Linked DNA regions of Homo sapiens: all the other regions are linked to region 3. Evidence: chromatin loops called from intact Hi-C (ENCODE). Cell type or tissue: gastrocnemius medialis. All regions are shown on one strand. Links, peaks and the distances in the headings refer to the core of each region. The heading gives the core; the rest is flanking DNA. Region 1 overlaps PEX14 (peroxisomal biogenesis factor 14). Region 2 overlaps CASZ1 (castor zinc finger 1). Region 3 overlaps PEX14 (peroxisomal biogenesis factor 14).

What was found. Hi-C counts contacts between places; a loop is a spot of excess contacts. Peaks named below come from ENCODE experiments on the same cell type or tissue, not always from the same donor. Only the 100,000 strongest peaks of a DNase experiment are listed, where the experiment ranks them.
Region 1: a loop joins it to region 3, with 2.9 times the contacts of the local background. A loop is called at or near these places in 5 of 110 quality-filtered maps.
Region 2: a loop joins it to region 3, with 2.3 times the contacts of the local background. A loop is called at or near these places in 2 of 110 quality-filtered maps.

Annotation. Positions count from the first base shown.
Region 1 is chr1:10,509,293-10,519,555 of GRCh38, reverse strand. The region is part of intron 2 of PEX14 (peroxisomal biogenesis factor 14); the gene reads right to left. Among named protein-coding and RNA genes, the nearest start is that of PEX14, 39 kb to the right of the region's middle. RefSeq lists an enhancer at 10,200-10,263. In gastrocnemius medialis, for the core only: a CTCF peak has its summit at 4,958; DNase peaks (open chromatin) are centred at 3,745, 7,185 and 8,785; H3K27ac peaks cover 425 bases.
Region 2 is chr1:10,658,543-10,668,805 of GRCh38, reverse strand. It overlaps CASZ1 (castor zinc finger 1), which reads left to right. Exons shown (of 21, transcript NM_001079843.3): 5 at 3,235-3,723; 6 at 8,270-9,104; 7 at 10,230-10,263. Among named protein-coding and RNA genes, the nearest start is that of CASZ1, 130 kb to the left of the region's middle. RefSeq lists enhancers at 2,898-3,645, 3,646-4,394, 8,018-8,528, 8,529-9,039. In gastrocnemius medialis, for the core only: no CTCF peak of the experiment used is centred there; DNase peaks (open chromatin) are centred at 2,228, 2,735, 4,305, 5,034 and 5 weaker places; H3K27ac peaks cover 5,462 bases.
Region 3 is chr1:10,605,364-10,615,626 of GRCh38, reverse strand. All of the region lies in intron 4 of PEX14 (peroxisomal biogenesis factor 14), which reads right to left. Among named protein-coding and RNA genes, the nearest start is that of PEX14, 140 kb to the right of the region's middle. RefSeq lists an enhancer at 1-95. In gastrocnemius medialis, for the core only: no CTCF peak of the experiment used is centred there; a DNase peak (open chromatin) is centred at 4,406; H3K27ac peaks cover 2,327 bases.

The sequences.
Region 1 (10,263 bases), core at 884-8,883, 96 kb after region 3:
ACCTGGGAAGTGGCCTTCAAAATGTTTTTTGTAATAAGGCATCCTATTATAACCCAGCGCACCATTCCCTGAGACAGGCGGTGGTATTCCGGATCACAACCCTGAAAGTCCGAGTCTTTTCGCCAGGTGCTTTCAAGCCAGGCACCTTACTGCCCCCGCTCTCCCTCTTAAGCACTCTCTCTTCCAAAGAGCATTCTGTTTGCTTTTCCCAAAGCACTCCCTGCCCTCTGCTATGGCCACTTAGTGAGGCACCACCCACACACACAGAGCTGCTAAAGGACTGCATAAAGCCAGAGCAGCTTCCAGCACAGGGCACGCCTAATAGGAGGGTCTGATCTGTTAATTATCTGTCAGTTTGTCACGGCTGGGCTGAGGAGGGGAGAATGATGAAAAGGGGGGTGTTAGGGGGAGGCCCTCTACTCGGTGGTGTGCTACTCTTCCTGAAATTCTGAATTCCGCTTTTGAAATCATTCACCCCCTGTTGGACAACGTGTAGTATACAGGGTGAAGAAGAGAGGATGAGAGTTTGGCTCGACTCCTTTTGACAGAAGTGGGGGCCTCTCCAACTCCACCACTACCACGACAAGCACACGGCAAGAAACACACTCCCTCACTTTCTCTCCAAGAGGACAAAACGGACATAACGACCTTCACACCATCTCTCCCCTTCACCGGCACTAACAAGCTGAGCACTGTAAATCAAGGATGAAATCCTTGTGCCAGGAAGGGAAGGAGAAGCATCTCTTCTGTAAAGAGCCCAAAGATGCTTCGGAATCAGCATTTCGGGCAAGGGCTGGGAACGCAGGAAGCACCATGCAGGCAACTGAAGGAAAAATATATATTTATTACATATAGCAGGCCTCCTTCTTCAAAAGTTATTTATTTCACAAAACCACTCTGCTAAATAGAGATTTCAATCTAATTGGAATTGGAATTTGCATATTGTAAATGCACCAAGTGAGAGTCTTGGACACTTGTGTTCTATTCTACAGTGTAAGGGTTCACCCGTGGATTTCCCAATATATACACTACAAGAATGTAAGAAAAGAGCACAGAGAACTGGCCTTTATATTTTATTTTTTCAGCCCTTCACAGAGGGTCCAGTCTGTGAAACGGGATGACGCTCTCAATATCCCCAAGGAGACAAAACCACTGAGGCAGAGAGGAGGTTCCCCCTGGCATCGGGTTTGCCATCAGCCGTGTGTAGCTGTTCAGTCTTGCAGGTCTGTGGAGCACCCCTGCCCACCACCCGGGGGAGGCAGGGAGTAGACCTCTATTCATCTAACCCTTAACCCTCCCCATCCCATCTACATATCAAATTAGCCATGCTTAATTAACAGAGATGCAAATAGTCAGGGACCGAAATAAAGGTTTTTGACAAGAAGCAAAGAGGGATACTTTTTTTTTAAGGAGAGGAGAGCGAAAAAGCACCCAAAACAAAAGGTCAACCTACAAATAACTGAGGAAATGAGAGAGAAAAGGCACAGGTCAGGACTTCCCATAAAGGTCTGAAATTTTCTGTTTGTAACTCAGGGTTCACATGGAAAAGTAACGCATGACAGAGGAAGAGACACTTCTGGGGAAGTCAAGTTGGGACAAAGGTTCTAGAGTCCACCATTTGCCTGGGACTTACTTCCCTAGACTGCATTCAAATTGGGCTTCTGCTCCCTGCTCCCCTCACTCATTTCAAGAAAGAAATTATTTAATTTTTTTCAAATACTGAATCCCTAAGGCCCAAAGATGTGCCGTTTCCTCAAAAACTAAGCATCTTCTAGTTCACAGCAACTCCTTTCTGCCCCCCATATACTCTGACAATGCTAGCCTCTCGGTCACAGGGTGTAACCTTCATTTAAAAAAAAAAAAAATCACAGGTTCTGCTTCCCATTTAGAAAAAAAAAAAAGAACAAAATGGAAAGAAAGAATAAATATGAATTTGGAGGGGAATTCTGCCAAAACCTGAACCTCCAAAATCTGGTTCAGCCACATTCTTGCCCACAACCAGTACTTCTCGGTGCCTCCCTACATTTTTCAAAATGCAGCTGCACAACCTCTTAAAATTCAGATTTCTAGCACCTATAATTACAGGCCTCTCAAGCCAGGCTCCTTTAATTAATGAGCCTGACTCCTCTCTCTTCAAAGGAAGTCTGCATACGGGCTATATCAGAGGGTGAACCGACCCGATCAGTGCCTATCTGATCACTGCCTGATGCAGCCAGCACTCTGCCCCCAATAGGAGAGGGAGTTGCCCCTCACCCCCACCTCCACTGCCCAGTTCAACACATCTCAATCTGGCACAAGCCAATTGTGCAGTTAAGGCCATCAAACAGTTCTTGGAACTTAAGGGAAGAGAAAGCAGCTTTGCTGGGTGTGACCAGCAAAATCCAAAGAGAATTCGATTCTCCCTGGTTCACGTGCTCCTCTGACCTCACTTCTTCCTACTGCTGGGGTGAAATGCAGAGTGCAGGCTGAAGACAGTCACTGGTCAAGGCTGGACAAGCAACAGAGGGAGCAGGCTTGGGCTCTGAAAACTGGAAAAGAAAAGAACAAACCGAGGTCTGACCGTCATCCCAAGGCTGAACTAAAACTGCAAAGAAAGGCTCTGCCATCTTAAAACAAAACATGTGGAGAAGGGCTTGTGAGGCACGGCTGTTGCTCTCCAGGTCTAGAGAAGAATCTGAGCACATCCCAAGGACAGCCCGTGACCTCGGGATCACTCACCAGGCTGTCCTCACCCATTCTCCAAACTACTTTCTTTCTAAACCAATACCTGACGACCAGTTTTTAAAGTACTGGTTTTCCTTCTGGCTGTTCTGGGGCAGCTCAGCCTAATCTGTTTGTATCTGCTTCAGATGCCAAGTCAACCCATAGCTATTCTCCTGCAAGTAGCTAGAAGCTGGTTTGTACCCATGTTAGCTGGGAGACCAGACTGTCCTTGGCCACAACAAAGACTAGAAAGGGTTGCAAACAAAGTCACAGATGCCAGCACAGACGAGGCTTGGGTCAAATCAAGACAATCCCAGGTAAAGTTTCAGGCAGGAGATTTGAGATCCTGTAAAAGACTCCCACGGACCTGGCAATAATGAAAACAGGTTTGGTTCAGTCACCGCCATCTGATAACCGTTTCTCAAGGTCCCACGGCAAACCTAGTGGGTCCCACAGCAAACCCAGTGGGACAACATTTGCATTACTGACCAAATAGACACACTCTTCTACAAAGAGAGACAAAGTTCTCAGACTATGTACTCAGTAACACAGTTTCTACAGTTCTTCTAGTTTCTCATCTGTGATTTGGACTATAAAACAGGGCTAGGGAACAACCAGAGAACAGCATTAGCATTAATAAATGAAAACTTAAGACACATAGGCCTGGCTTCTTAGTTCTGCCCAGGGTATTTCACAGTGCAGATGTCAAAAATTGAATTAGATCATTCGGTATTCTGCCAGAAAAGGAGTTTCCAGTGACTTTCTGCTATTGCAAATACAATTTTGGAAGAAAGGGGAAAAAACAGTAGCATCAGTCTACCCAATGGTTAAACCCTCAAATCAAAGTAAGGTATGATCACAGACCACTGAGTCTAACTCCATGGCACCTGTCTTGTTTCCTGGCATGGCTACCTGCCATCGTTATGCCCAACACACAGAGGCTAATATAGGATATCGTTTCTGCTCTCCCATTAGATCCAGTCTTCAAATCTGTCAGCATGTCACAACCTGGATCCCCTGACCACAGCACACAGTGGAGTTCCAGGCTGAGACATGACAGGCTGATCACAAGGAGCAGCCACTTCCTTTTTCTCAAATCACAAGCAGACAAGCAGCCAGAGCCGGGTGAAGGATTTTTTACTTTGGTTTGGTTTTTCAACCAAGACATTCTCAAAGTTTATTGTTCTATGAAGTGGAAACATTTAGTTTTCTAACAAACAATTAGAAGCACAGGAGTAGAGAACATGAAACTGAGAACGAAGCTCAGGATACACAAAAATAAGAGGCTGGGAGGCAGCTGAGATCAGGAATGTCCAGGGATCCTCGGCCACACAAGCCGGCCAGGCACTCTCTTTCCAGGGTGTCTCAAGGGGAAATCACCCATCGATCCTGGGACACACGAGTTCTAGGACCAATCCCTTACCTCAGAACAGCCTCGGCCTCAAATTCCTGCTTGCGCTTTAATGTTTAAATTATTAAATGCATTAATGTATTTACATTATTCAAGTCTTATGTGCATTTTTCTAAGATAATTTATGTATAAGAGTTTGAATGTCCATGACTGTTAATGTCTACAACCCTTCCTGTTCATTATTGATTCTGGAAGAAAAAAAAAAAAGTCAGAGTTTTAATGCCTTATTTTTAATGTATTAAGAGTCTGAATAAGTGCATTCTCTTTTTTCTTTTGTAATTTCATAATTTAAGTAGTGCATTTATTAAACTGACACAGTATGAATTGTGGTGAAGCCTGGCACAGATCCATGCTGCTGGAGAGCCCGCTGGAGGACGGAGCCCACTCTTCTGTGACCAGGCAGCAGCCTGGCTCTCCCTCTGCGCTCTCTTCCCACCTACACAGGGGCAGGCGGCAGGGGAGTGGCAAGCATTTGCCCAAGGAGATTTTCTCCCTCCTTTTTCAAGTTCTTGCCCAAATCAGCTCTCCTTGTTACCCAGGCTTTTAAGGGGGACAGTTTTCTGCACACAGAAGTTCTCATCTAGATGCACTGCAGGTGATAGCAGAACAGATCGCAATCAGTACACAATTTTCAAGAACAATAAAAATGCCAGAAGCTTGGTGTAGCAAAAACAAGCAAACAACTACTTTTTTAAAGGAATCTCCAAATGAGAGACAAACATCTCAAAGAGACAACACCTCCAACTCAAGCAGAAAAACTTCTTTCTTTTGAAATCCAGTTTCCCCAGCAGATAACCCCTCTTTCTCCTATAGCCAGTAGAGCGACAGTGACACCCAATGGCCTATTAGTTCAATCCCAACTGAGCATTCCCCAATGGCTTTCCCTTGAGTTGCGTCTTAGGCCCAAAGTTCCTGTGTGAACGTGGAACCTTGAACAAAATAAGGTATTAGCTACTCACCAAGAAGGTGAATCGCTAATAGACCAATTTCCTGCCAGGACATTGAACAAACACTGTATATTGTTACACACGTGCACAAACAACACAGTATAGCACACCTCACTATGGCATCTTTCTGGCGGGTGACGACCACGTGCGTACACAGGCGCTCGCACATACACACATACAGATGCACAATACGTGGGCTGAGCAGCACCGTACAAATCAACCTGAACTGGGAGAAAGGATGACAGAAGTTTCTCACTGCTGTTTTAGAAGGTGACTCTGCCGTTTCTAACACCATACACACACACACACACACACACACACACACACACACACACACAGAGGCATAGATTATTTTATACATTTTTTCCTTTTTTTCTATTTCCTTCTTTTCTTTCTTCTTTTTTTCTTTTTTGGCTACTCATTACCATTCTTTAACTGTTACAATTTATATCAGCATATAATGTTAAATAATTACAGGGAGCGGAGCTCACTCTAGTGAGGATATAAACGCGCTGTGGGAATCTACAGATTTAAACAAATAACACTCACAGCAGGGGGTGAGCGGATGAATTAGCATTAATATCCTGCCTGGGAGATCCCAGTGCACTGGTACTGCTTAAATACAGATCTTTTCTGTAACAGTCAATATGACAGCTCCCGGCAATACGGCCCCTTTCCCTTTCCCAGTCAATATAGCAGCCAGTGAAAATAGAAACGTCCCTATAGCAATCAATATAGCAGCCAGCTAAAATAAACCCTTCCCTTTTAAGGGCTATATAATAGTCAGCTAAATGGAAGAATTGGCACCCCTGCTGGATAGCTCAGCAGAGAAGCCAAGGAATGAGCAGGCCATGAGCACTAAATGATCCTTCTGTTCCTCAGAGGCCCTGCCCAGGGAAGGGGAAGATATCCTTAGGTAGAGAACCAAGAGGGAACCTGCGAGGGACACTTGGCTCCCAGGCCCTAGGAGTAATTACCCATGTCCTAAGCAGGCTATCGGGCCACCCCTCACTGCAGTTCAATTAAAACGGCCAGAAACTTTAGAATCCTTGTTCAAGCTGTCGGCTGGAACAGGGGAACACACTGGTCTTTGGTGGGAACTGAGACCATGTTGACTCAAACCCCGCCACCATCCTGTTCCCACCTTAGCCTCAGAAGGGTAGAGTATTATGTGAACAGCCTGTGGTTTTCTGATTTCTAGAATCAGGGATAGCAGCTATGTTAGAATCAGACAACCAGCCAGGTGGGTGAAAAACAGCATTCTATGTGGAATCCTACCCCAGTGTATATACAGAACTCACTTTCAAAACTCACAGCCATCAATTTGTTAACTATTGTGAAAACACGCTATTTTCTCCCACTCACATCATAGAAAACACTCTCACACTCTCCTTCATTGGAGGCATACAGGAAAAAAAATGTATTCTAATATAAGTCAAAGGATGGCTCACCCTGAAGGCCAAAAGAGACCAAAGGCCTTTTATAAAAGAAGGAAAAGGGCCGGGCACGGTGGCCTACGCCTGTAATCCCAGCATTCTGGGAGACCAAGGTGGGTGGATCACGAGGTCACGAGATCCAGACCATCCCAGCTAACACGATGAAACCTCATCTCTACTAAAAATACAAAAAATTAGCCGGGCGTGGTGGCACACGCCTGTAGTCCCAGCTACTCAGGAGGCTGAGGCAGGGAATCGCTTGAACCCGTGAGGCGGAGGTTGCAGTGAGCCGACATCACGCCACTGCACTCCAGCCTGGCGACAGAGCAAGACTCCATCATAAAAAATAAAAGTTAAAAAAAAAAAGAAGGAAAAGAACAGGGAGCATTTCATTTAAAAACGATCCTATGCATCTGAATATATTGTTCTTTTTCATTATAACTAGCTACTTCTAAAATTAGTTCAGTTGGATTTAAGGATTTGACAAATGTGGAATATAACCACCGACGCCAGTGCAGGTTTCCAACCAACACCCCTGAAGTTAATGCTGGGATTCTGCTATGCTTCAAAGCAGGCGAACATCAGGGATCCACCCCACCTTCATTAAAATTCCACAATCTGTCTGCCATCCTTTGGATGAATCCACAGAAGTCTCTGTTTCCCTGGCCAGGTGTTTCAACACCCAGCAATGCTCATGTCATCAATCAGGTGACTTAGTCAAGTGCCACAGTGTTGGGTATCAGAAAAAAAGATCCAGAAAGTCCTGGTCTGAGAGCTCTAGTCCTTAAAAATTTAGACTTGGGCCAGGCACGGTGGCTCACGTCTGTAATCTCAGCACTTTGGGAGGCCGAGGAGGGCAGATCACGAGGTCAGGAGGTCGAGACCATCCTGGCTAACATGGTGAAACCCTGTCTCTACTAAAAATACCAAAATTAGCCGAGCGTGGGGGCAGGCGCCTGTAGTCCCAGTTATTCGGGAAGCTGAGGCAGGAGAATGGCGTAAACCCGGGAGGCGGAGCGTGCAGTGAGCCAAGATTATGCCACTGCACTCCAGCCTGGGTGACAGAGCAAGACTCCGTCTCAAAAAATATATATATTTAGACTCAACACCCCACCTAAGCCATAAGACTGAGCAGAAATTCTAGTATGTGACACCTCTGGAGAGAAACAGGTTAACACAATCAAGCCTCTCTTCTGGCAATACACGTGTTGATGAGGTCCTGCAGTCCACAGAAGACTTGGAAGTCAAAGAGGTCACAGGTCCCAGAGACCACAGAAGTCAGAGGTCCCACGGGCCACAGAGGTCAGAGATCTCACAGGCCACAGAAGTCAGAGGTCTCACAGTCCATGGAATTCAGAGGTCCCTGGGTCCACAGAAGTCACAGTCCCACGGTCTATGGAAGTCAGAGGCCCCACAATCCACAGAAGTCATAAATTCTAGAGTCCACAGAAGTCAGGAGTCCATAGTCCACAGATGTCAGGGGTCCCTCCATCTCTAGAAGTTATAGGTCCTACAGTTCATGGCAGACTTTCCTAGGAAAATTTAAACTCTGATGTGCATGGTCATTTCCATTTCTAAACCCTACACAAAAATCTGAGGGGAGACACGCTCAATCAGATAGCATTAAAGCTGGAAAGAACGCACCATGATGTTAGCAAAAACCACTTCAACTACTCATGCCATTAGAGTCATCAAAGGGGGGAGGCAGGAAGGAAGGGAGGGACAGAGAAAGAGACAGTAATGAAAGAGAAAATAAGTCTGAAAAGAAAGGAGAAAATAGAAATATAAAAGATTAGAAAAAACAGGAGATAACAAAATAAAAAAGACAAAAACCTCACTTTGGCATTTACAGTTTAAAGCTGTCAGGGCATTTTATGAAATGACAGTTGCAATAAAACAAATAGAATGGTGAGTCATCTGGGTTCCAACTTCTGAGTCAAAAGGGGCTGTTTCTAGACAAACCAGCAGCTCTGCTGCCTGCACATTTAACGATGCCTATCGGTGCACCACAGCTACGGAACAGGATGTGGAGAACGAGGAGGTGGGAGTGAGCATTGTCTTTACTGGTCCCAGTGTCATTGCAAATAAAGACTGTCAAGATTTAAACCATAATAATGGAAAGGCTATAAAGGTCTCAGTTATAATGTTTCCTCTGATGTTCCCTTTCATAAAATGGCCTCTTTATGTTGCTTGCGTAGCAGTCATCCACTGAACATCGGCATATGTGTGGCCCAGTGGGAATGTTGCACCCTAAGTTCCTAGCAGGACGCCAGGCAGCAACTGTGCAATCCAACTCCTTGGCTCATCATCTCCATCGCACATAAGTGAGCACACACACTCACTCATTCCACAAATATGTATGAGTGCCTATTTTCTGCCAGGAGCTGAGCAATACGGTATATGCCCAACCCATACAGGGCTTAGCAAAGTGCCTAGGTGCCAAACAGCCAGGAAACACACATGCAAAATATATACGGCCATACAACACAGGGACTCCTTTCCTACTTTGGCACCTAAAAGTCTTACATAAGTGCCTGGCAGCCTAGCAGGAAATGGGACTTTTCCTTCTCCATGCCAGAGCAAAGTAGATAAGCTGGAACACAAATCAGATAAATGCTCAAAAAGGGGGCTTAATATGGTGCCCACAAAGACTTGCCTTTACTTGGACACACCAGACAAAAATGCACAGAAACCTGCTGTTTCAACAGAATTATTTATCTGCAGCCTGCCATCTAACCATTCTAGGCACCAGGGAACCTCAAAGGAAAATACAAACAAAACCTCTGCAAATTAATACTTTGTAGACATGCCAAGGAGGCATGAACTAAGAAAGACACCAGCAGCACGTGTAGGGATGAAATGAGGCTGAAACCTGTAAACCAGGGAGCCGTGTGATGCAATTAGAGATGCCAAAGTCCAAAATTAGGAAAGGATCGATCTAGTCAAGCCCAACTTGGTGGCAGGTAGAGAATAACTCACATTTCTAGGTGGGCAGCCTGTGCCAACCACAAACCATCCCTGGGCTGCCTTCCCTGCTGATCTATAATTGGTGGGTCAGTGATGGAGCTACCAATTATCTTGAGGCCCCCTGTATTTAGTTCACAGACAAAGGGAAGCAGGAGAGACCAGTTAGTAATGAGTAAGTAATGGCCACGAAAATACATTGTATTATACAAAGCTGCTTCGGCAGGAAAAGCCATTTGGAAAATAAAGCGTAAAAGAATAAAATAAGCTGGAGAAACTCAATTTTCTCCTCCCTTCCTCCCAAAGCCACACTTAGGATAAAATGAGGTTTGTGCAGGTTAATCCTTAAGAGGTAAGAAAAAAATGATTAAATACATTTAAAAAATCAATTGTACATTAAACCAAATCCAGGAACTGCAAAAACAAACACGGCAGCGTTCCTCCAGCCGGCATTAGCTCTGCCAGTCTGGTCAGTAGGGGATACCCCCACCTGATGGAGCCCGCTGAGGTCACAGAAGACAAGCAGAGAGGAAGGGGAGAGAACCAGGGCTGGGGAGTGGGATGGGACCACAGATCTGGATTTCACTGGAACTGAAGTTATTTCTAGATATTATAAAGAAATAAAATGCCTTACAAATGGGGCTCTGGGGACCAGGCTGAATTCTTCAAAAATCCAATAGAAATAATAATAATGAGAATCATTTGATAAACAGAAATTATAAACCACCTTACTGTCAAATGATGTGCCACTATTTCTCGTTATTTCTTCTGTTTATTAACAAATTCTATTAACTGCCATTTT
Region 2 (10,263 bases), core at 683-8,682, 54 kb before region 3:
GTGCTTGGCACAGACAGGTGCCCTCTCTCACCTAACAGCCTGGCCGCCTTTCTACAGGGAAAAATCTTGCCCAGGGCCAGAGCTAGCGCAGGGCAGAGCTCCGCCGTGAGCTCCCAACTCCCTGACCCCAGAGGCTAGGCCATACCCTGGTGCTGCGCCAGAGCCCGTGGGGCCAGAGGCTGGAGGCCAAGAGCACCGCCACCAGCAGAGAGTGGGCTCTGACTGTGTGTGGGTCCCAGGCCCCGGCCCAGCCCACCTCGGCAGCCCCTCCCCTCGCCTCTCCCGTCTCTGGGGAAGCAGAGCAGGAGTCCCCTCGCCTTCCCACCCTCTGGCCCAAGCCTGCCTCCTGGGCAGTATTGTTCCCAGAGGAAGTGTCCAGTGTAAATAGAGCAGCGGGCAGGCTGGTGGCGGGAAGGAGATGAAAGGGGCAGTGACAGGGCCGGGGACGGATGGCTTCCTTCCATTGAGGCCTGGCCACGGCGTTTATATTTTAGGGAAGAAAGTCAGAGGAATGTTTACATGGACAGGAGTCTGGGGTCAGACCACAGCGGGGTGGGGGGCGGATCGTCTATGGATCCCAGGGCCCTGGGCCGGAAGGCGGCGGAAAGCTTAGACCTCAGCTCCAACGCACCCCTGTTCCCGCCGCCCAGCCTCACACGCGCTCGCACTTACAAACCTAAGCCCTACCTCTGCCTCCTGCCCCTGTGTCCCCGGCCCACACGCCTCCCACCTCCACCCCTGGGACCAGCAAGAGAGGGAGAGGGAGGGCAGCATCTGGAAGGCAGGTGGGCTGGGGCAGCGCGGCAGCTGGAGGGCAGGTGCCGGGGGAGTCGGCAGGAGCAAAGGGGCCTGGGGCTGGGGGCGGGTCCTGGGTACACAGCTGCACCGCAGCTGGTGGGGGCCCGGGCAGGGACTGAGCCAGGCACACAGCCGAGATGGGGAGAAGGTGGGCTGGGCTGGGTGGGCCAAAGTGCGGGGAGGCTCCAGGATGGGTGGGGGCCCGGGGAGGGGGCGTCACCAGCAGCAAGTGCGGCCCTGGGAGCTTCTGCTTCCCTCTTCCTTAGGATAAATATTTACAGATTCATTTGCTGTCTGCCATCCACACTTGGCTGCTTACCTCCTGGTAAAAATAGTGCAGGCTCCCCCACTCCCCCCTTCCCTTCCCCATCCAGGGCAAGGGATGAGGGGACCAGGTGAGGCCCGCTTCCCCGGAGGCCTGTTGGAGGACACCCGGCGTCACAGAACCTGCTGGGCAGCTCCGAGGTCGAGTGGGATGCTGTGAAGAGGAGGCCCCGTCTCAGAACTTCGAGAGGGGCCCCGCATCGTGCTTGGGGTCTTGGGTGTGGGTGGCACAGACTTGGAGATGTGGACGAACCTGGGTAGAGTGGGCATCGGCTTGGGCAAGTGTCTAAGGCCCTGAAGCCAGGGTCACAGGACTGGAAGGCCTGGGAGTGGGCTGAGAAGACCCTTCTCTGGCAGTGGGCCTGGCTGGGCTAGAGTCACCCTGTCTCGTCTGGGCCAAGTGAGCCATCCGTACTGGCCACTGGCTACAAGGGAAGGATCTGGCTGGGACGGCCAGGCACTGTGTCTATCAGGGGACGGTTATCTGTGCGTATGAGTCAAGTCCACCTCAGGGATGCGGCCCCTGGGTGGACCCAGGTATTGCCATTCCCGCCTGGGTAGGCCTCTCATCGGGTTTCCTGGCATGTGGAAAGTTGGCAGGGGGTGATCATTAGAGTGAAGCCCCTTCTGACCATGGAGCCGGGGGGCCCTGCCCTCAGCCTTCCCGCCTATGTGGAGACTCTGACACGCCCATTCCTCCCGTGAGGGCCATGGAGAGGCACATTTTGTTTTGTACACAGTGAGTGTGAGCCGAGCCCCTGCTGCTGTGGCCACTGCGCTGTCCCCAAGCCCCACCACAGGGTCTGGCCCACAGAAGGAGCTCACTAAATGGACGGACAGACAGACAGTTCCATGTGGCTGCGCTGTGTGTGCACGCGTGTGTGTGCGTGTGTGTGTGTCCACCCTCGCCAGCCTTTGTGGCAGGTCCCAGGCTGTGTGGTGGGTGGGCTTGCCGTATGCCCCCCCAGGACCCTCGGTGCCCTATCAGGGACAGAGTTTGGGCTATGCGGCCGCGAGGGAGGTCGCTGGCTCTCAAGTCGCCTCATGAGGGCTTCCTTCCGGCTGTGTGTGTCGGGCTGTCACATTCGGGGATTAGGTGCTGTGACCGGCGCTTCGGGGCGTTCCGTGAGGGACCTAAGCGATCCCACCCTGCACCTGCTGGAGCTCCTGGGGGCTGGGAAGTGGGCTGGCCAGGCCTTCCGGGGCTGCAGAGGCTGGCCGAGGCTGGGGAGCAAGGTCCTAGGATAGGGACAAGTGGCCCTAGGAAGTGCCATGAGGAACTCCACTTGGATGGCTCTGACTGAGGCTTGGGGAAGGGAGTGGCAACAGGAAATGGACAGAGAGGCCAAGAGGGGGCTGGCAAGGGCTGGAGAAGACCCTGAGGCAGGGAGGAGACTGAGGAACACGGAGGCCTTCGGGAGGGTCCTGAGTGGCTGGGAGAAAAGGAGATCTCTGCTCTCTGCTGAGCAGGGTTGGAGTCAGGTAGGGCCCAGGGACCTGGCCTGGCAGAGGAGCCGCCAGGGGCTGACGTGCTCGGGTGGGAGGGTGCCAGCCAAGTGCTGCCGGGACAGTGAGGCAAGAGGCTGGCACAAGCTGGTCCCTGGCTCTCTGTGACTCCTCCCCAGGAACGTGTGGTAAGGCAGGACGCTCCCAAGCGGAACAAGCTGCCAGGAATGCCACGCTGTCCCTTGACAGCCTGACCGCATAGCCGGCTCCTTAACCTCCCTGGGCCTCAGTTTCCTTGTGTGTCAAAGGGCACACCCCCTCCCAGGGCCCAGCAAGCCTAGGAAATGCCTCCAGGACCTGGGCGCCCCTTGTAGTTGAAGAGGCATTCATTCATTCATTTGTTCATTTACAGACTAGTTCTTGAACTACCTACTCTGTGCCAGGCACCCTGCCAGGCTCAGAAAGTAGAGTGATTCTCAAGCATGGCCACGGAGCTCATAGACTAGTGGGGGAGATAGACACATGCCAGGCAGTCTCAGGGCAGTTTGATGGCACTGTGGTCAATGGGGGAGGCCTGCAGCTTGGGGGATGCAGGGCTGTTCGGGAGGGTGGGTTGTTCTTGGCCTTGCACGCCTCTGACCTCCGTGCTCTCCTCCATCCCTGCAGCTGAGGGCACCCGGTGCACGGACCCGCCTGCAGGCAAGCCCGCCATGGCGCCCAAACGCAAGGGTGGCCTGAAGCTGAACGCCATCTGCGCCAAGCTGAGCCGCCAGGTGGTGGTGGAGAAGCGAGCTGACGCCGGCTCCCACACGGAGGGCAGCCCATCGCAGCCCCGGGACCAAGAGCGCAGTGGCCCTGAGTCTGGGGCAGCCCGGGCCCCCCGCAGCGAGGAAGACAAGAGACGGGCAGTGATCGAGAAGTGGGTGAACGGGGAGTACAGCGAGGAGCCGGCACCCACACCCGTGTTGGGGCGGATTGCCCGCGAGGGCCTGGAGCTGCCTCCCGAGGGTGTCTACATGGTGCAGCCCCAGGGGTGCAGCGATGAGGAAGACCACGCGGAGGAGCCCTCCAAGGACGGCGGTGCCCTGGAGGAGAAGGATTCGGACGGGGCAGCCTCCAAGGAGGACAGCGGCCCCAGCACCAGGCAGGCTTCAGGTGGGTGCCTGGCCTTCGAAGGGAGGCTGAAGGCCAGGACAGGGAGGCCAGTGGGGAAGGGGCAGTGTGTCTGGTAAGCACACCCGACTCCTCACTCCTGCTCTAAATACCGGCCCCTCATCCCACCCAGGGAGGGCTCCTGGAGTGGGAGAGACTAGGACGGGGAGGGGCACCCCAGGTGAGAAGGGAAGGGCTGCAGCTGCCCCACACACAGTGGGTCTTCAAGAAACCACAGGCAGAGGGGTGGACAGGTGGGGAGGGAGGGAGGGAGGGATAGACGGGTGGGTGGATAGACAGACGGATGGGATAGATGGCTGGACAGATGGTGGGCAGGTGACTCTTTACACACACCTGTGAGGCCTGAGCTTACCGGGCACAGTACCTGGCACAAGAGGGGCGCAGCGGTCAACGGCATGAGCCTGTGAGCCTGCTGTCTGCACATTCTGCTACTTACGGAGCTTTCTCGGAGGAGCCCAGGACAAGCTTTGTTCTCCTGCCACTCCCCTTGGCCTCCTCTTCCTTCCCTACACCGCTGTCCCTGGCCCTCCCAGCAGGACGTCTCAGGGCCACATGGATTGCCAGCCCGGCCAGCGTATCCTCTTACAGCCAGCTGCCCCGGCCACGGTCCCCTGGCTGACCTCTCTCCCACGAGGCACTGAGGCCCTGCTCTGCTGGTGTCTCCATGTCCATGTCCTGGGGATCGAGAGCAGCCCTGCGCGCCTTCTGCTCAGGGGAGGGTGGGCCGGGGGTTCCAGCAGGCAAGGGGGTCGCCAGGACCACAGCCCCCAGGTCTGGGCCTTCTCTCTGCCCCCGGCCTCCTTCCCAGCCTTGTGCCCGGTGCCCTGCGCCTCCCCTGCCCGCTCCCCTAGCCCTTCCCCTGCAGCAAGGGGTGCATCTCCTCCCCGTGCGGGGAGCCCTGCGCAGCCACATAATTATGCATGTAAGATATAAACAGAGCTGTTTAATTATCCTTCGCCACATCAGTGACAGAGTAATTAACAAACATTGCGAGATCAATGAGGAAAAGTGTGACCTTCAGTTTCCTCTGATAGGAAAAGCCCTTGCCGTTGCCAGACACAAGGTGATTGTGCTGGGCCTGAGGAGAGGAGAGGAGAGGAACGCGACAAGGGCCACCGTCCCCTCCACACCCCCACCCAGGCCAGCTCTGCCCGCAGCTGACGGGGAGCGGAGTGGGCCTCAGCCCCTGCCTCCTTCCCCCAGAGGAGTGGAGAGCGGGGCTGGCAGAGGCGGGCCTGGAACTGCCAATGGCCTCAGGGATCCAGGCCTCGCCCCCTCAGCCCGACACTGGGACTGCCTACTCAGCGCTGAGCGCTGGAGGACACAGACAGCGGAGCCTTGGCTGCCTCTGTGGGCTCGGCCCCCAAGCCACCTTCTCTGGGCCCTGGGCTCGGCCATGCAGGCCTGTGGGCCCCCTCAGGGACCCCTGCCTGGTCCCCTCCCTGTGCAAGCTGCCTGCCCTTCGAAGCCTGTTTCTCTGCCATATATAGCGAGGGCTCAGCTGCCTCCAGCTATTTTTAGCCCCTTTCCCTGGTCCCTGAGCCACTGAATCCAGCAGCCAGAGCCCACTCCTCCCTAGCTGGGCCCCCCAACCCTGTGTAGCTTGAGGTCAGGACAGCGGCTGACCCGCCAGCCCCGCCCCAGGGGAACAGCTGTCTTTTGGTTTCTTGAGTCCCTCTGTGCACCCTGGGTGCCAGGTGGCTGCCTGTGACTGTCCTCTCCTCCCCTAGCCGGGTCCCAGGCCCTCCCCGGAGCCCACAGCCTCTCCTTCCACATCCCGCCAGGTGTCCTCCCCTCCCCAGGCCCAGTCCTGCCCCTCTAGACCCCCATCCCAGGTGTCTCTGAGGATCCCAGACCTGGCAGGTTCGCCTGGGAGGAGACCCCCCAGCCACGCCTTCCCTTGGCTGTGTAGTCAGCCTGGGGTCCTGCCGCCCCAAGTGTGCCCACGTGGCTGGCTTGCACATGAGCAGAGAGAACATGGTGTCCCCGGGGGCCGTGCAGGTCTCAGTCTCGCGGGTGCACCTAACCCTGATGCAGGGCATGGCACACGGGAGGCATGTAGCACACGGGCAGTGAAGGGGCAGGTGTGCGTGTGCACTGGGGTCACGGCTCGGCCATGGGGTGGGGCATGTGCGGAAGAGGTGGGTCCGCAAGAACAGCTCAGAATTAGCCTGGGACTGACCGCCTTCTCCCTCATTCCGAGAGACCCAGGGCAGGGGTTCAGGGGGTTGTGTACCTGTATGTCTGCAGAGGCAGGAAGGCGGCTAGGGATGGGAGCTGGTGAGCCCGAGTGTGAGCGCAAGAGTCTGTGAGGTGTGTGAGTGTGTGGTGTCTGTGAGTCTGTATGAGTGTGTGTGTTGTGTCTGGGTATGTGTGTTTTATGTGAGAGTCTGCATGTGACTGTGTGGGGGTGAGCAAGTATATGAGTTTTATGTGACTGCGTGTCTGGATGTATGTGAGAGTGTGTGTGATTGTGTGTGTGATTGTGAGCACATGACTGGGTGTGTAGAGTGTGTGTGATTGCATGTGTGTTGTGTGTGACTGTGTGCATGTGACCGTGTGTGGGTTTATGTATGTGATGGCATGTGTGTGCATATGACTGTGCGTATGTGCGGGTGAGAGTGTGTAATAAGGCATGTGTGTATTGTATGTGATTGTATGCACGTGATTGGGTGTGTGGGTGTGAAAGTATGAGAATGCACATGTGTGTTGTATGTGATTGTGAGCATGTGACTGTGTGTGGGGGTGGGTGGGTGTCAATGTATGTGTGTGTTGTATGTGATTGTGAGCATGTGACTGTGTGTGGGGGTGGGTGGGTGTCAATGTATGTGTGTGTTTTATGTGATTGCATGTGACTGTGCGTGGGGATATGAGAGTGTATGAGAATGCATGTGTGTGTTGTGACTGTGTGTAGGTGTGTGAGTGTATGCGAATGCATGTGTGCGTTGTATGTCATTGTGTGCATGTAACTGTGTAGGGTGTGTGTGAGAATGCGTGTGTGTTATAGGTGATTGTGAGAATGTGGGTGTGTGAGAGTGTATGAGAATGCATGTGTGTGTTGTATGTGATTGTGTGCATGTAATTAACTGGGTTTATGTGAGTGTGTATGTGATGGCGTATGAGTGCATGCGACTGTGGGTGTGTGAGAGTGTATGAGAATGCATATGTGTGTTGTATGTGATTGCATGTGACTGTGTAAGAGTGTATGAGAATGCATGTGTGTGTTGTATGTGATTGTGTACATGTGACTGTGGGTGTGTGTGTGAGAATGGATGTGTGTGTTGTGAATGCATGTGACTGTGGGTGAGAGTATGAGAATGCATGTGTATGTTTTGTGTGTGTGTGCATGTGACTGTGTAGGTGTGTTTGAGAATGCATGTGTGTGTTGTATGTGATCGTGTGAATGTGACCGTGTGTGTGTTTGAGAATGCATGTGTGTGTTGTATGTGATTGTGTGAATGTGACCGTGTTGGGTGTGTGTGTTTGAGAATGCATGTGTGTGTTGTATGTGATCGTGTGAATGTCACTGTGTGTGTGTTTGAGAATGCATGTGTGTGTTGTATGTGATTGTGTGCATGTGACCGTGTGTGTGTGTGTGAGAATGCATGTGTGTGTTGTATGGGATCATGTGCATGTGACTGTGTGTGGGTTTGTGTGTGTGAGTGTGTGTTGATATGTGAGAATGTGTGTGTATGTCACTGTGGGGAGGTGGCTCCAGGCTTCCTGGTGTGCCCGGGGTGGCCACAGTAAGGAGGCTGCACTCAGGCCCTGCCCGGACTCCTGCCCTCCCCGGGTGGCCCAACCTTGTGTGACTGCAAGTGACTGGAGGAGGCCAGGGGGTTGGAGGACGTGTCCAGGTCCTATGTCACAGGCCAGGGGCACATCCACACACCTGCGCCCCTGGCTGAGCTGTGTTGTCAGGGACCCTCAGCACCTGGGAAGGTGTGGGGAGGCCAAGAGGCCAGGTCCTAGGAAGGCTTGTAGTGGACCCTTCATCTGCCCAGGGGATCCATTTGTGGGGTCAAGGGAGGTCCTCCAGCCAGGCCCACCCCGACCCCGGCCAGAGCATCTTCCCCACCCCTGGGCTCCCACCCAGCTGCCCACTGGCCCACGTCCCTACCTGTCCCCGGTTCTTGCCGCTCCCTGTCCTGGGAGGCAGGTTGGGATCTGGCCTTACTTCCAGTAAAATGACTTCTCTTTCATATTAGGCCAAGGCGAGAGAGCGGAGACATTTATGAAACTTTGTTTAATGTACTGAAAAGCCATCGGCCAGAACATTTAGGAAATTGATTTTCCTGGCATTGATGAACTCGTTTTATTTTACCCCAGTATTAATTACTTTTTTTTAAAACAAATTAATTTAAGAGTCGTAAAACCTAACAAGTGAGCCAAACGTCCATAGATCGTGTCCTGCTCCGCCCCTCCCCACACTGACCCCCTCCCTCTATGGGTGGGGGCCCCCAGTGGGGGGACCTCCTGTCCCTCCCACTCCCTCCCAGAGGTGATGCGCCCCCATCCTCCTCTGCAGGAGAGGCCTCCTCGCTGCGGGACTACGCGGCCTCCACCATGACCGAGTTCCTCGGCATGTTTGGCTATGATGACCAGAACACGCGGGACGAGCTGGCCAGGAAGATCAGCTTTGAGAAGCTGCACGCGGGCTCCACCCCGGAGGCAGCCACCTCCTCCATGCTGCCCACCTCCGAGGATACCCTCAGCAAGCGGGCGCGGTTCTCTAAGTATGAGGAGTACATCCGCAAGCTCAAGGCTGGCGAGCAGCTCTCCTGGCCGGCCCCCAGCACCAAGACCGAGGAGCGGGTGGGCAAGGAGGTGGTGGGCACCCTGCCCGGCCTGCGGCTGCCCAGCAGCACGGCCCACCTGGAGACCAAGGCCACCATCCTGCCCCTGCCGTCGCACAGCAGTGTCCAGATGCAGAACCTGGTAGCCCGGGCCTCCAAGTACGACTTCTTCATCCAAAAACTGAAGACCGGCGAGAATCTGCGGCCCCAGAACGGGAGCACCTACAAGAAGCCATCCAAGTACGACCTGGAGAATGTCAAGTACCTGCACCTCTTCAAACCCGGGGAGGGCAGCCCCGACATGGGCGGGGCCATCGCCTTCAAGACAGGCAAGGTGGGGCGCCCTTCCAAGTACGACGTCCGGGGCATCCAGAAGCCAGGCCCCGCCAAGGTTCCGCCCACCCCCAGCCTGGCTCCCGCACCCCTCGCCAGCGTGCCCAGTGCCCCCAGCGCCCCCGGGCCAGGGCCAGAGCCTCCTGCCTCCCTGTCCTTCAACACTCCCGAGTACCTGAAGTCAACCTTCTCCAAAACAGACTCCATCACCACGGGGACCGTCTCCACTGTCAAGTAAGGCGCTCCCCACCCCACAATGCCCAGAGCCAGGAGCCAGACTAGACAGGAGGCCTCCTTCCTCACCAGGGTTGCCCGTGCTTGAGGACACACCTGCCGCTCACACCTTATACACATCCACTGTGCATCCAGGCGCGTGCACACTCAGGCTCCCATCCATGCGCTTCCACACACACAGGTGCGCGCCGCACTCACATTCACTCTTGCACCTACAGAACCATGCGTGAGCCCTCCTGCAGCGCCCCCCCGCTCCTGGACCTGCGCGTGCACCTCGCACACGCCCCCCACACACGCCACCCACACACGCCCACACTCCCAGGCACAAGTGTGCTCTGCCTTTTGCTAGCATGCACACCGGGACTGCCCATGACAGCACACCCCATCTGCCCATGACAGGCTTTCTCTACCTGCTGCCATGGGTGCTGAATGCAGGCCTGTGGTTGGCTGAGAAGGCGCCACCCTGGCTGGGGATGCTGGGTCCATGCTGGTGGCCCTGGCTCCTGGGCTCAGAGCCTGGGCCCTGGGGGAGGCAGGAAGCAAAGGTAGTGACCGGGGTTAGGTGCATACACCCTTACAGCCTGAACCCATGGGCAGGGGAACGGCCTGGGTAGTCAAGTAGTGGATGGTGTGGGGCTGAGCGAGACCCTTCCCCAGAGCTCCTCCTGAACCCTGGGGGGGCTCCCGGACCCCAGGGGGCTGCATGCCTTGGAGCAGATCAGGGCGGCCCCTGCTGCCTGGGGAAGGATACACTTCCCCTGCCCAGCTGCCTGCCCCCACCTCGAATCCCTCCCTGTTGGGAGGCCTGGTGCCCCTCAGCCAGCGGCCTCCTGATGCTCCCTGAATGCTGGGTGCCGAGCCCGGGCTTCTGTGGCTTGCCAGCCCGTGCCCAAGGGGGCTGCAGCCCCACCTGCACGAGATGGCACTGCCCTCCCAGAGTTGGGCTCGTTGAACCTCTGGCCAGCTTCTGCCAGGGATGTCCTCAGTCCCACCGTGGGTGCCTCGGACACTGCAGAGCAGAGCAGAGGGGCTGGGGCCTCAGGGCAGGGGCTGCCCACCAGATGCCCCTGTAACACGAGGCTGCCCCATCTGCTCACCGGCTGTGCCCTGTGTGTCTCTTGCCAGGAACGGACTGCCCACAGATAAACCAGCCGTCACT
Region 3 (10,263 bases), core at 1,038-9,037:
GTCCCAGGGCGTGTGCATTTGCAGTTTTGAGAAATACTGCCACCCTGCCTCCATGGGGCCGATAATTCACCCTGAGCCGCTGCGCAATGCCTGCTTCCCCACGGCTGCGCCCACACAATGCACGATTCAAACGCAGAGATTCCTGCCAATACCACAGCAGGAAAACAGAAGTTCACTCTAGTTCTAATTTGCATTGATCTCATTTTGAGTGAGGATTGAGCATGTTTTCATCAGCATTTCCTTTTCGGTGTACTGTATGCTCTCCACTTTTCTACTTGATTTCTTTTCCCTTGTCACTTTAGAGAGACTTTTTATATAGCAGGGATATTAGCCCGCTGTCTGTGATCTGCATCGCAAACATCTTCTCTGGTTTATTTTTCTTTTGACTCTGCTAATGGTGTTTTGTCGCATGCAGAGGTTTTTATACAAATTTATCAATCTATTCTTTTATGGGTTCTGGGGTTTGTGTTATGGTTAGCAAGGACTTCCCCCACTCCCTTCCCAGGCTGTGCAGTGACACTCGGTGTCTAAGAAACTGCCATGGGAAGGGGACAGTGCTACTTCACTGATGGTGGACACCCCCACCCGACACAAATCACCTCTCGTTATACAGGGAGCTCTAAGAGCACTGAGGCAGACGGATCTTTCACCTCGACCCCAAGGAGCCGGGCACTTGGAGTCCTGGTCAGGTGTCTCTTCTGTCTCCCCTCTTCTAGCCAGCTTTGCTTGGCGCTCCAGATACAAAACCTGACATCTAGTGCAAGTCCATTTTCAGGAGGAAAAAGTGAAGACAGAGCAACCTGGCCACCCCGCTCTCTCAGAGTCCCTGCTCAGGAGGGCCTTCATCCATACCCGGAACATCCCTCCCTGCAGCCAAAATCCTCAGGCAGAACAAGTGCAGAACGGGGCCCACGGCCCGAATACCATATTCACCACTGATTTCTCAGACACCATGAAGCCTCTTGCAAGAAAGCAGCTGTGACTTGGCTGAAAGCTTGACCAGCACCTGGAGTTTGCTGGATTCCTCTGCTCACCCGCAAACATCCCGCCATGAGAAGGACAGCCTTCTCTGGGGCCCTCTGGGCTGTCAAGGCTGAGCAGACGCTGGCTGTGTGGGTTGAGGACCAGGACCCTCCCAATAGCTGCCTCACTTTCCAGAGTTCTGAGCTATTCCAGCCCCAAGAAACACCTGTGGTCCCTGCAGCCTCACCCTTCACCCCTCACCGCTCCTCATTCCTGCCATGCTCACGTTAAGAACATTTTATTGCCCCCTGGTTTTCATTATTAATGAAAAGGGACCAGAATGATCTTTCCTAAAGTTCAGAGAGTCTATAAAGACAAGAAGCTGAAATGCCATTTTACTCGTTTTGGAGATGTGTGATACAATTCTGTCTTGTGGCAAAATGAAAAAAGAGAAAAACTCGGATAGAGATGACTCCTACCCGCTGTGTGGCTCTCAGAGGGTAACAGACCAGGCTACTGCAAAAACATTAGCACAGTCCACACTAGCTCAAACTCCCAGCCACGACCACCTCAAGTCCTGCCCCTCCCCACCCTGGGGCCTATTTTTTCCAAGTCTGGTGCAGACCCCGCAAGGGAACTGAGAGCAGGGCGCCTGGGAACACACCTCCCCGCCACCAGGCTCCCTGAATGTCCGGAGGTATAAAGACAAGGGCAGGAGATGGGGCAGTCACTCTTCTCTAGCTGGGAAGAAAAGGAAGAGAATGAGTGGGCTTTTTAAATGCTTCGAGTCTCCACTCTGGAAGCAGGGACTGGCCTGCCATGCAGACAAGGCAGACAAGGTAGCAAGTGGGCAACAAGCCTGGGGTCAGAAACCCTCATGCCACCACCAGCCAGGGGGGTTCCAAGGACATTTTTCTCTTCTTATCAAGCACTGACTGAAGGTGGCAGGGCTTTGTGAGCCCCAAAGAATCCAAGAACAGGCGATATCTTCACTCTCACTCAGAGCCCAGCTGTCTAAGGACCGGCGCCCTAGCTGCGTGGCAGGGGTTCCTCACCAGTACCAAAGCCCTGGCATCTCTGTGAAGGCTGAAGAGACGGGCATCTGTGGTGGCAATCCTCATCCTGCACACCTGGGCCTTCCTGGACTGCCTCTACGCTGTGGCGCTGTGGGCTGCAATGAGGTCAGGGGATAAACTGCTATAGAGCAAAGGGCATGGAGCTCTTCAAAACCCAACCTTCCAAGGACTCCACGAACTAGCTTAAGCTCTGCCCGGCTCCATGGAGGTCAGCCTGCGCAAAGGCTCCAGTTTGGGTAAAACCATGGTAGAGCGGGGGCAGGAGAGGTGCATCCCCACAGCTCCTAACTATTCACTGAACACCAACAAAACCAACATGACTCTGTTTCTTTATACCTCCACCAACCAAATTCTCACCTAACAGGTGAGAACAAACATCATCAACTAAGAACACATGCACAGGACTAGGACTTGTGCATACAACACGGCAATGTTGAGCCTGAAACCTTGCTGAGCAAGTCACAGACCGATCCACACCATGGAAATCCTGCAATCCAGTAAAGGTTCATCGGCAACACAGAGCTGAGAGCTGTCACGGAACCATCCTGCCGAGACAACAGGCACTCCAGTGATGTGCTGGCTGACAAGAGGGAGAGAACTCTCACGTCCTTGGGGAGGCTGGCAGCCCAAGCATGGGCAAGGCAGTGGTAGAAACGGGGCCAGCCCATTGAGGTCGCCTCCAGGCTCATCAGGGTTGGAGCCATGTCTCTATACAGCAGTGTCTCTAGCTTCTCACATCAGCCCATCAGCTTCGCTCAGAAGCCACCCTGAAAATTAAATGACAAGACAGGCTCACTCCCAGTAAGGTCCTGGAATAAAGCCAGCCCACCAAATCAGTGCTTGCTACAGCACAGAGGTGGAGAGCACAAGTGCAGAGAGACGGGGACCTGGCTGGGCTGAGAAGGGCTGGCTATAGCTTGGGGGCGGGGTGGGCCCTGAAGCACATGGCTGTGGATGGCTGGCAGTGGGCAGAAAGACAGGCCCAGAGAGCAGCAACAGAAACAGATCGTCTCTGCTCTGAACAGAAGGACTTGGCAGCCTGGATGGCAAAAGGCACCACAGTAGCCCAACAGTAGTCCTGTTGGAAAATGCAAAGCCTGTATTTACACGTACATCCCATGAAAGACAATCTTTTCCACTTTTCATGGGCTACAATGCCATTAGCAGTGTCATCTTTAGGCAGGAAGGACACCGAGAGGCATATCTATATCCCCTGTCCATAGATTAAAAAATATGAGCTCTAATTAAGCTGTTAAGAATTCAGAAGAGTCCAGAAATAGACCCATGCTTACATGGTCAACTGATTTTTGATAGAGGCCAAGGTAGCTCTATGGGGAAAGGATAATTTTTGCAACAGCCATGCTGAACAACTGGATATCCATAGGAAAAAAAAATGAACCTTGACTCTCACCTTATACCATACACAAAAATTAACTCAAAATGGGTCACACCTAAACAAGAAAGCAAAAACTATAAAACTTCTATAAGAAATCAGAAAACATAGAAGAAAATCTTTGCAACCTTGGGGTAAACAAAAACATCTTAAGATATAAGAAGCATGAACCAAAAAGGAAAAAACTGATCAAATGGACACCATCAAAATTTAAAGCTTTTGCTTTTCAAAAGGCACTGTCAAGAAAATGAAGAGACAAGCCATAGGCTGGGAGAAAATATCTGCCAAGCATATATCTGACAAAGCACTTGTAACTAGAATACATAAAGAGCTCTGACAATTCAATAATAATAAAAAGACAAAGTGGCTTTTAAAATGGGCATAAGATTGGAAGAGACTCTGTACAAAAGATATACGAATGGCCAATAAGTACATGAAAATATGCTTGATGTCATTAGCCATTAGGGAAATCCAAATTAAAAGTACTATACAATAAGGTTCCATTACATACACATTAGAATGGCTAAACTCAAAAATGAGACTATCGGGTGTTGACAAAGATATGGAGCAACTGAAACTCTTACATATTGCTGATGGGAACACAAACGCTACAACCATTTTGGGAAATAGTTTGACAGTTTCTTTTAAAGTTAAACATGGACCTAACATGTGACTAAGCCATTCCACTCCTAGGAAATGAAAGTATAAGTGCACATAAAGATTTATACATGAATGTTCACAGCAGCTTTACTCATAATAGCCCCAAACTGGGAGCAAGCCAGATGACTACCAACTGGTCAACAGATAAAGAAATTGCGGTACATGGAGCAACAGAAGTTGGCACTATAGCCAGTTGGCCAATCCTACTTTAGCCTATTTTTATGTAGCCATGAGCTAAGAATGGCTATTAATTTTTTTTTTATTTCGGTGGGGGGACAGAGTCTTGCTCTGTCACCCAGGCTGGAGTGCAGTGGCGCAATCTCAGCTCACTGCAACCTGTACCTCCTGGGTTCAAGTGATTCTCCTGCCTCAGCCTCCCAAGTAGCTGGAACTACAGGCATGCCACCAGGCTCAGCTAATTTTTATATTTTTAGTACAGACAGGGTTTCACCATGCTGGCCAGGCATGGTGACCTCAAACTCCTGACCTCAAACTCCTGACCTCAAGTGATCCACCCAACTCACATCCCAAAGTGCTGGGATTACAGGCGTGAGCAACCGCACCCAGCCTGGTTATTAAATTTTTAAAGAATTGTGGTCATGGGAAAGGGAGAAGAAGAACAGGAAGAGGAAGAAGGAGGAGAAAGAAGAGAGGATGAAGGGAGAAGAGAAAAAGGTGAGAAGGAAAACATGTGACAGAGATATGTGGCTCACAAAGTCTAAAATATACCCATTTAAAGAAAAAGTCCAGGCAGTGGCTCATGCCTGTAATCCCAGCACTTTGGGAGGCCAAGGCGGACGGATCACCTGAGGTCAGGAGTTCAGGAGTTCGAGACCAGCCTGACCAACATGGAGAAACCTCGTCTCTACTGAAAATACAAAATTATCCAGGCGTGGTAGCGCATGCCTATAATCCCAGCTACTCGGGAGGCTGAGGCAGGAGAATCACTTGAACCCACCCGGGAGGCAGAGGTTACAGTGAGCCAAGATCACGCCATTGCACTCCAGCCTGGGCAACAAGAGTGAAACTCCATCTCAAAAAAAAAAGAAAAACGAAAAAGAAAGCCCACTGATCTCTGGAATACAACTCAGTAATGAAAAAGAATGATATCTCTCTCTCTCTGTGTATATATATATGTGTGTGTGTGTGTGTGTGTGTGTGTATATATATATATATATGTAAAGTTATATATATTTGTGTATAATATATATAAATATATAATAAATATACTCTGGGCAACAGAGTGAGATGGTGTCTCCAAAAAACTAACACTATAAAACTTCCTAGAAGACAATATAGGAGAAAGTCTCTTCAACCTTGGGGTAGACAAAGGCTTCTTAGGATGCAAAAACCATGAATCACAATCATGATATAGACATAAACAGTTCATTCCTTTTATATGTATTTTCCAAATATATATTACATATATTTACATATAATATAGAAATGCATATATAAATTATATATGAATAAAATTATATGTATTTATATAAATATGTATTTATATATCAATACATATATATGTATATAAAAACATGAATCAATCTCAAAACCATTATGTTACGGTAAAGAAACCAGACACAGAAGTCTACATACTATATGGTTCCATTTATACAAAATGTTTTATTTTTATTTATTTATTTATTTTTTGAGATGGAGCTTCGTTCGGTCACCCAGGCTGGAGTACAATGGTGCAATCTCAACTCACTGCAACCTCCGCCTCCCGGGTTCATGGGATTCTCCTGCCTCATCCTCTCGAGTAGCTGGGATTACAGGCGCCCGCCACCACGGCCAGCTAATTTTTGTACGTTTAGTAGAGACAGGGTTTCACCATGTTGGCCAGGCTGGTCTCGAACTCCTGACCTCAGGTGATCCGCCCTCCTCAGCCTCCCAAAGTGCTGGAATTACAGGCATGAGCCACTGCACCTGTTCTATAAGAAATGTTTGAAAAGGCACAAGGAACTACAGTGACAGAGCAGAGATTGGTGGTTAACAGAAACCAGAGGCAGGGGAAAAGGACGACATAAAGGGCACAAAGCAACTTTCTGGGGTGATAGAAATTTTCTATATTGTGATTGTAGTGTTGGTTACAGGAGTTAAATGAGTTACAACTTGTTTGTACAACTCATTGAATTGTATACTTAAAATTGATGTATCTTATTGTATGTAAATTATACTTACAAAAAGCTAATTAGAAAGAAAAGAATTAAGAAGGATCCAGAAACATAAAACTACCACATCCAGCAATTCCACTCCTAGATATCTACCCAAGAGGAATGAAAACGTATGTCCACACAGAACTTGCACAGAAATGTTCTTTGCAGCATTATTCATCTTCACCAAAATTGGAGACAATCTAAATGTCCATCGACTGCTGAACTGATGGACAAAATGAGGTACAACCAGACAACAGAATACTATTCCATGATAAAATGGAATGAATTACTGATACATGCTACAATATGGATGAACCTCAAAAACATCAGGTTAAGTGAAAGAGGCCAGGTACAAGAGATCACATATTCTGATTCCATTTACCTGAAATGTCCAGAAAAGGGGACATTTATAGTGATGAAAAGGAGATTAGTGGTTGCCTGGGGCTAGAGGTGGGAAGAGGGATTAACAGTAAATGGGCCCAAAGGATCTTGCAGGGGAGGTGAAGTACTCTAAAGCTGATTTATGGTGACAGCTGCATCACTCGGTAAAGTTACTAAAAATCATTGAATTGTATAGTTGAAATGGATGAGTTGTATGACATATAAAGTATACTTCGATAGCTTTGTTTTTTTTTTTATTTTTTTTTAAAAGAGGAATCTAGAAACAGACCCATTCATATATAGTCAGTTGATTTTTTTTTTTTCTTTTTTTTTTTGAGACGGAGTCTCGCTGTTGTCACCCAGGCTGGAATGCAGTGGCACAATCTCAGCTCACTGCAACCTCCACCTCCCAGGTTCAAGCCATTCTCCTGCCTCAGCCTCCTGAGTAGCTGGGATTACAGGCACCTGCCACCACACCCAGCTAATTTTTGTACTTTTAGTAGAGACCGGGTTTCACCATGTTGGCCAGGCTGGTCTCGAACTCCTGAGCTCAGGCAATCCGCCCACCTTGGCCTCCCAAAGTGCTGGGATTACAGATGTGAGCCACCAAGCCTGGCTGTGAGTTGATTTTTTATAGACATGTAACTCAATGCGGATAAGATAATCTTTTGAACATAAGGTATAGGCACAACTGGATATCCTTATGGGGAGAAACGAACCTTGACCTTCACCTCACACCATTCACGAAAATTAACTAAGAATAGATCACAGACCTAAACATAAAAACTAACGCTATAAACTGGGTGCAGTGGCTCATGCCTGGGCAACATGGTGAAAACCCATCTCTCCACAAAATACAATAATTAGCCAGGTGTGGTGGCACACACCTGTAGTCCCCACTACTTGGGAGGCTGAAGCAGGAGGATCACTTGAGCCCGTGAGGTAGAGGTTGCAGTGAGCCAACATCAGGCCATTGCATTCCAGCCTGGGTGACAGAGTGAGACAGTGTCTCCTAGAAGACAATATAGGAGAAAGTCTCTTCAACCTTGGAATAGACAAAGTCTTCTTTAGGATGCAAAACCATGAATCATAAAAGGAAAAAAAGATAAATATATGTCATCAAAATTAAAATTGTGTGCTCTTCAAAAGGTAATGTTAGGAAAATAAAAAGGCAAGCCACCAACTGGGAGGAAATACTCATAATACATGTATCTGACCAACAACTTGAATCCAGAATACATTAAAAACCTCATTCAACTCAGTAAGAAGACTGTTAATAATGGGCAAAATACTGAAACACACTCTTCACAAGAAAGATATGCAAGTGGACAATAAACACACAAAGAGAGGTTCAACCTAATCAGTCATCAAAGAAATATAAACCCAAACCACCATGAGATACCAGCATATACACACTAAAACTGCTAAAATTAAAAAGACTGAGAAGACCAACTGTTGGGGATATGTAGCAACTAGAACTCTCAAACATTGCTGGTGGGAAGGTAAAATGATGCAACCACTCCAGAAAACAGTTTAGCAGCTTCTTATAAAGTTAAACATACACTTAACATATAAACCAACAATTCTACTTCTAGGCGCTCACCCAAGAGAAATAAAAACATACAAAGACTTGTATACGAATGTTCACAAAAGTTTTATTCGTAATAGCTCAAAGCTGGAAACAACCCAAAGTCCATCAACTGGTGAATGGATAAACAAACTGTGGTGCATCCCTACAATGGAATACCACCCACCCAATGGTAAAAAGGAAAAGGCTTCGGATGCGCACAGCAATTTGGGTGAATCTCGGCAACACTACGCTGAGCGGAAAGAAAAAAAATAGAAACAAGAGAGTACAATACTGTATGATTCTATTTATATTAAAAAAAGAAAAAAAACTCTAGGAAAGAAATCTAATAGGTAGTAATAGAAAGCAGATCAGTGGTTGCCCTCAAGCCAGGATCAAGGAGGGTGGATTGACTGGAAATGGGACCCAAGGGAACCTTTCAGGGTATTGGAAATGTTCTGTCATGTAGTGATGGTTATATGGAAATGTACACTTATCAAAACTCAAATTGTACAATTAAAATGGGTGTATTTTATTTTACGTAAATTACATCTCAATAAGACTTTTAAAAAATAAAAAATCCATTCAGAATTTTTTTTAAAAAAGAGCTACAGGAAGTCAGGAGTGCTTGGGAACACTACCCAGTGGTGTAGGCTCTAAGTTTTCTCTCTGCACAGCTTGCAGCTGGGACCAAGAGAAGAAGCCAGACCTGAGAATTCTAATGCAACTTTAAAAAACATACCCTGTAATATTTGACACATACAAAAGAATATAACATTTATTTAAGTTATAAGAACAGGAATACAATGAGCAATTCTAAACCTGCCTAATTTACTAGCTAGAACTTTCCAAATACCACTGAAGCTAGCCATGTGTTCCTCCCCAGCCCAGAGGCAACCATTATCCTAAACCCAGTATTTATCAGAACTCAAACCTCCTATGGGATATGGAAAGCTGAGGACATGTGCTGACGAGATCAGGACTACATCTCAGCCTCACTCGCAGGCAAGGATAGCCATGCAAGATCCAGCCAATGGGGAGAAAGTGGAAGGGACATGGGCAATTTCCAAGAGGTGTCCTTAGAAGGCAGCCTGCCCTTTTCCCGCTTTCTCCCCGCTCTCGCTGGCTGGACAGCAGGTGGGATAGTTGGAGCTGAAGCATTCACACTGCACCACGAGACGGATGAGAGCCAGTCAGGAATGCAGAGCAGTGAGGCAGAGTAGGGTTCCTGCAGACCACAGAGCCTCCTGGCAGCCTGGGCTGCCTACATTTATGTAATAGAGAAAAATTCCTCTCTCTTTAAGCCACTCTTGTTTGGAGTTCTCTGTCACCTGTAGCAGAATTTTCTAAAACTAACACACTGTCAGCACAGCCAGAATCCTAACTGCCATCAACACCAAAGACTTGTAATGGTCCAAGAAACCTAAGGAAAGGATCACTTCATTTCGGTTCCTTCCCGTGATACTTACCCTCTTCAACATCCGCGAATGGCATTTATTCAGCCCCCATGTGGCACCACACCAGGCAGAACACACAGCAACAAAATGGAGAGGGTGCTTGCTAATCCAAACCGGCACCACGGACAAAAGAAAACACAATTTCCTCAAAATTAAAGAAATACTTTCTTCATATACAAACCAGTAACTTTCAGGTAGCAAAAAGAGAGATTTGTCTGCTAAACCAGCAGAGAAAGAAATGGAAGCATGAGAGAGAAATGGAAGAGACAGAGAGAGAGGTGGAGGCGACATTTGCTATTTTGCTTTCTGACGGGAACCCCGAGGCCACCCATGCATGCTTTCTGTTTACTGTCACCTCAGTATCACTTACGCACAGGCCACCCTGGCCCCGGGCCTTTGCTGTTCCCTCTCCACAGTGATGTCTTCCTTGACACCTTGGGTCTACCTTATGGCTGACTGATCTTCAAAGCCAGTTCAAGTCCTGCCCCTTCTAGAAAGCCTTGCCTAAGACTAGCGTTCTGGGAATTTCCTTTGTTCTCAAATTCTGAAAGCTCTCAACATTCTCACCATGCAAGGTGACGTGGGATGGTCTTCCCTGTCTTTCTCCAAG